2 separate regions of the Mus musculus genome follow, and region 1 is linked to region 2. A link is a loop called in an ENCODE intact Hi-C map of the cell type or tissue named here. Cell type or tissue: left cerebral cortex. All regions are shown on one strand. Links, peaks and the distances in the headings refer to the core of each region. The heading gives the core; the rest is flanking DNA.

What was found. A loop is a pair of places that touch in the nucleus more often than their neighbours do. Peaks named below come from ENCODE experiments on the same cell type or tissue, not always from the same donor. Only the 100,000 strongest peaks of a DNase experiment are listed, where the experiment ranks them.
Region 1: a loop joins it to region 2, with 7 times the contacts of the local background. A loop is called at or near these places in 37 of 42 quality-filtered maps.

The regions. Positions count from the first base shown.
Region 1 is chr12:103,491,400-103,494,312 of GRCm38, reverse strand. No RefSeq gene overlaps it. Among named protein-coding and RNA genes, the nearest start is that of Ifi27l2b, 36 kb to the right of the region's middle. In left cerebral cortex, for the core only: a CTCF peak has its summit at 1,287 (motif pointing right); a DNase peak (open chromatin) is centred at 1,298.
Region 2 is chr12:103,424,770-103,427,682 of GRCm38, reverse strand. Ddx24 (DEAD box helicase 24) reads left to right here and starts at 1,836. Exons shown (of 9, transcript NM_020494.4): 1 at 1,836-1,904. In left cerebral cortex, for the core only: CTCF peaks have their summits at 785 (motif pointing right) and 1,649; a DNase peak (open chromatin) is centred at 1,722; H3K4me3 peaks cover 1,464 bases; H3K27ac peaks cover 854 bases.

The sequences.
Region 1 (2,913 bases), core at 222-2,721, 67 kb before region 2:
CTACACCTGGAGCAGCATTTTACACGTAGAAAGTATCAGTGTTTTCTGAATGAATGAATGAATGAATGAATGAATGAATGAATGAATGAGGAATGAAGAGTGGCCACCAGGAAGAGCTTTGGTAGGGCTCTGGTGGCCTGAGATGTACACAGCATAGCTAATACAGTTGAGGAGCCGCGCTCGTTACTTTTCTCATTGCTATAACAAGATGTCTGACAACGGGAAGTTAAGGAAGGAAGGGTTTAGCTTAGTCCACAAGGAAAGGGCAGTCCGTCATGGCTTGGGCTGGCATTGGTGGTGGGAGCATGAGGCTGCTGGTCACGTGGCATCCACAGTCAGGAAGCAGATTGACAAACACCAGCACTCGGCTCATGTTCTCTTCTTTCTACTGTCTATTCAGCGTGGGATCCAGGCCCTAAGAGGATGATGTCACCACGTTCAGGGCTTGTCTCCCTTCTTAGACCCACACTTCTAGAACACACACACACCATATGAGAGAGAGAGAGAGAGACTCCTAGGTGACTTCAATCCAGTCAAGTTGACAGTGAAGATGAACCACCAGGAGCCTCCCACACCTCAGGGCTGACCAGCAATGAGAAGGCAGAAAGGGCCGGGCAGTGGTGGCACACGCCTTTAATCCCAGCACTTGGGAAGCAGAGGCAGGCGGATTTCTGAGTTCAGGGAGTGAGTTCCAGGACAGCCAGGGCTACACAGAGAAACCCTGTCTCGGAGAGAGAGAGAGAGAGAGAGAGAGAGAGAACAGAAAGGGTTTTCTTAGCACTCTGGCTTCTCTGGGAACGTTTGTCGCCTTTCTTCTTAGACGATCATCTTTCTCCCCAACTCATCCCACGTTCAGTTCAGACTGTGGCTACTTCACGGCTCTGCGTGGTTCATTGCAGGTCCAGCTACAGGTCCAGCTAGCTGGTTGACTGTCTCTGTAATTTCTCTCCTTCCAAATTCCCAGGGAAAGAACCTTGGTTGGAGTGGATTTTCTGAGTTCCCATCCGTGTGGTCTGAGAAGTGAGGTCACATTCACAGTATGGTTTCTAGAAGTCTGTACCAAACAGAGAAGAAAGCACAGGTGGGGGTGCTGTGTGAACCGAGAAACTTCTTAGCATCATTTTGCAGTGATGCTCGCTGGGTAGAAATGGGTATTCCAAAGAACACAGCTATCCTTGCAACCATTTCCGTCTGAGGACAAACCTGATCAGCCTTTAGAACAGCCTCACCCCACCCAACCAACCTGCATCATTGTCCAACACAAAATGCTGCTGTGCTTGCAGTTCCAAATATGGACACAAGAGGGCACTTCAATACAAGAAGCAAATTCTCCCACTACTACAACTCGGGCCACAATTAGCTGCAAGACTCCAACCCCTTGGGGTGCGGGGGGATGTGTGTGTAAGTGGTCTGTAGGCCTGACAGAGGCTTTTAACTTAGCACCTAGCACGCACATACACACACACATACTCACAAACATGTACGCACATACAAACACACAAACATGCACACATACATATATGCACACATAAACACACCATATTTAAACATGAACACATACACACAAACACAAGCATACACAAGGAAACATGCACATATATATGCAGCAACACATACAAACACACCACACACAAATATGCACATATACACACATAAATGCAAGCGCACACACACATATATACACACATACATACATGGACACCCAAACACACCACATACAAACATGCATACATACACACACAATCAAGCACACAAACACACACACACACAAACATACACACACATATACATGAACATACACAAACACACTCTTTTTCCCCATCTTGTTTTAAGACAGGATCTCACTCTGTAGAGTAGGAAGGCCCCAAGGCCAGAGTCTTTCTATCACCATCTCTTGCATGGGAGAATTCCAGGCCTGCACTACCACACCCGGCTTTCCCATTAGAAATCAGGCTGTCTTTTGAATACTTTCCATATTTCTAGTTCTGAGGTCTTTGTGGAGTATAACATGGCCTTATAAGCCATGTTTGTTTGTTTTTTAATCTCTACTTGCCCCCCCCTTTTTTAATGATGCCACTTGGTGAACAAAGGGTTTTTGATTTGTTTTGTTTTTAAATGCTTTAGGTTTATTTTTGTGTGCACAAGCAGAGTGTTTTGCCCGTCTGCACACATGTGCAGTTGCTGAGTGCCCACAGAGGATTGGAAAGCTCCGTGTGATGCGGGGAACCAAACTCGTGTCTTCTGAAGAGCAGTAAATGCTCTTACCTATGGGGCCACCTCTCCGACCCCTTGTTTTGCTTTTGACAGGGAATTTCCCATTTTCTGTCAAGGATCCAGAACCAGCTGGGTGGCCACACCTACATTTCCTGCATCAAAAAAAAAAAAAAAAAAAAAAAAAATTCCCCAAAACTTTCATTTTTTAAAAATGGACACAGGCTGTCTGATGTAAGCGCTGGGAACCAAACTTGGTCCTAAGCAAGAACAACTCTGTTCAGCTCCTAAGTGCCGAGCTGCCTCCAGCCCCCTTGAGTTTTTAATGGAGATATAATTGTGCATGCAGAAACATATGTACATGTGCACAAATTATACACAAACATCTGGAAACGCTTTTATAAAGCCATGCTCCAAGTCCCAGAAGGCTGCTTCCTGTTCTCTCCCCCACCTCTTCCCTTCCCCTTCCTTCCCTCCCAGGCCCTTCTGTCCCTTCCCTAAGGGTGACCACTGTCTTCTTCAAGCAGCATGATTCAGTGATACATGCAACCAAACTTTACTGTCAGGAGTGTATGTGAGTGTGTGTGTGTGTGTGTGTGTGTGTGTGTGTGTGTGTGTGTGTGTGAGTTGGGGTAACTTAGGCAGATAAGTTCTTCCAGGAAGTTGTGTGGCACTGTGGTCTGTCCCCTCTGCTGACTAATT
Region 2 (2,913 bases), core at 326-2,825:
TTGAAGTGTTTGATTCAGGTGTCTCCTTGACAGACTTCACTTGCTTCACATACCTTCTGAGCAGATGGTCATTCTAGTTCTTCATTCTTCAGGAATTTCCATGATGGCTGTACTTAGTTATAGCCCACAACAATGAGCCAGGCTTTGTTCCCTGTAACATTCTCACTGCAGTGAGGCCATGTCTACCTGTGGCTCTAGTTTGCATTATCCAATTGACTAGTGGCTCCCTGAGCATTTTTTTCTTGTACCTTTTAAGAAATGCTTATTTTGGTTTATTGCCCATTTTGTAAGCATATCCTTTTACAATTGAGTTTCTGAATTCTGTATTTCCTGCTTTATTAACCACATTCAGATGTGTAGTTTGTAGGATTTCCTTTACTCTTTTTTAAAAAAGATTTATTTTATTTCATGTATATGAGTACACTTAGCTGTACAATTGTTTGTGAGCTTTCATGTGGTTGTTAGGAATTGAATTTTTTTTAGGACTCCTGCTTGCTCTGGTCAACTCCCCTTGCTTTGCTTGCTCCCTCCCAAAGGTTTATTATTATAAATAAGTACACTGTGGCTGTCTTCAGACATGCCAGAAGCAGGCGTCAGATCTCATTACCAGTGTTTGTGGGCCACCATGTGGCTGCTTGAATTTGAACTCAGGACCTTAGGATGAGCAGTCAGTGCGCTACCTGCTGAGCCATCTCACCAGCCCCTCCTTTATTCTTTTTAACAAGATATCTCTTTTACGTTTTTAGGTGTATGTCTGTGCACCACGTGTTTGCAGCACCCACTGAGGCCAGAAGGGGGCATCAGATCCTCTGGTCAGGAATTATGGATGGTTGTGAGTTGCTATATGGGTGCTGGGAACTGAACACAGATCCCTCGGAAGAGCAGTCTGTGCTTGTAACCACTGAGCCAACTCTCCAGCCCGCCTTTTTTCCCCTCTCTATTCAGGGTGGTGTGCGGAAGCATTTTTGTTTTCATAAAAATTTCATGCATCTCTTTTTGCTCTTGTCTATCCTTTTGGCGTCTTGGTGAAAGTCCCTTGCCAATGACAACACTCTGTTATCTAATTCAGTGTTAGGTGTGTATCTCATAATGCTGACACGGAAAAAAAAAAACTGATCTAAGTTAAGATATAAAAGAATACATTTTCAGGTCTTCGGAGATGGCTCAGTGGGAAGCGTGCTTCCATATGCATGGAAGACTAGTTTATTTATTTTTTTAATTTATATGAGTACATTGCAGCTGTCTTCAGACACACTAGAAGAATACATTGGATCCTATTATAGATGGTTGTGAGCCACCATGTGGTTGCTGGGAATTGAACTCAGGACCTCTGGAAGAGCAGTCAGTGCTCTTAACCTCTGAGCCATCTATACAGCCTCTAAGACTAGTTTAAATCTCCAGCACAAACATCAAAAAACAATCAAACTAAACAGGCAAATGTATCGTGACCAGCTCTGTGCAGTAGGAAAGGCACTACGAACTGGAGAACATGGCTCTTTCAACCCAGGGTTAGGTGGTTTATAAATTAGGTAAGGAAATGTTTTAAGGCTCCAGGTAGTCAGTTACTCATGCATGTGGGACAGCTACTGCACACAAACCAGACAGCGATTACCCGGGCGCTTGCGCTCCCTAGCGTCCAGGAAGGAGCTCCGAAACATTGCCTAAACCATAAACAGGAAGCGTAACCTAGGCCACACAGGGCCCGCCCCCCAGCTCAGTCCTCCGAGTTCCAGCCAAAGTCCTGAGAGAGTGCCAATCAGATAGACGCTTCCGCACAGAGGCGGAACTTCCTTCCTTAGCGCGCACGCGTGCCCGGAGCTCCGCCCCGGAACTGCAGTACTGAAGCTGCTGCAGTTCCGGGTCGGGTTGGCGCAAACGGCCCGGCGTGTGAGGTGACTGCGGCGGTGAGTGCTCTTTGTGGGTTCGGAGCGGAGCAGGCCCTGGCCGGCTGCGGAGGGGCTCCCCGGTGTCTTCGAAGCATCGTGGCTCACCGGTGTCCCCACAACCTTGGTTGCCGGTGGCTCATGCTTTGCTGTGGGCATCAAGGCCCGGCAACCTCCCTTGAAGCCCTCGTGGGACTCTGGCAGAAGGCACAGGTCACTCCCCCGCGCCCTATTTCTAGTGACGTTCCCTTCACCTTGTCAAGGTGGGGCCGAGGTGCGGCGGGGGTCGGGGGGTCGCCGTGCGTCCCATGCCATCCTCACAGACGCCATGTTAAGCGGTTTTTGACGTGCGTCACTATTTCGTATTCAGATGAGGACCCAGTGCGATAAATATCTCATTATCCTCAATTTGTAGATAAGGAGACTGAGGCACAGAGATGTGCAGCAAACACCGAGCAGGATCCAGATTTGAATCGAGTTTTGCCTTACTCTCTCCACAATGTCCCTTTTCATTTAGAGAGGACCCATGTAGCGCCACTTCCACACAGATGAGTCGTGCATACTCAGACTTTAAAGACAGGGTCTTGTGTAGCCAAGGCTGGCTTTGAGCTCCTGATCTTCCATCTCCATTCCTGAGGGCAGGATACCGGCTATGTACGGTTTTACGCAGTGCTAGGGGGGGTGGAACCTAGGACTTGACGTGTTTCAACCTATCTGGCCAAGGCCAAGATGATGGAAATGGCACTTGTCTTGTTCTACCAGGGAAAAAAGCACGCCGTATCTCAGATTCTTACTCCGTGTTCAAAATGGCTTATCAAGCCTCTTTTGATACTTATTTTGTGTACAGTGTAAAATTAGTTATTATTAGATATTATCACACCCTTCTCATTTAGAAAGATTGTAACACTAAATTCTGAGAGGAGGTGGGTGGGTGGGGGTTGCATACAAAGTAAGTGTTGGAGCTAGGATCCTAACCAGAGATAGCTCATGTGTCCTTTACTGCCTGTGTCCCCTCTGCTCCAAGCCAAAC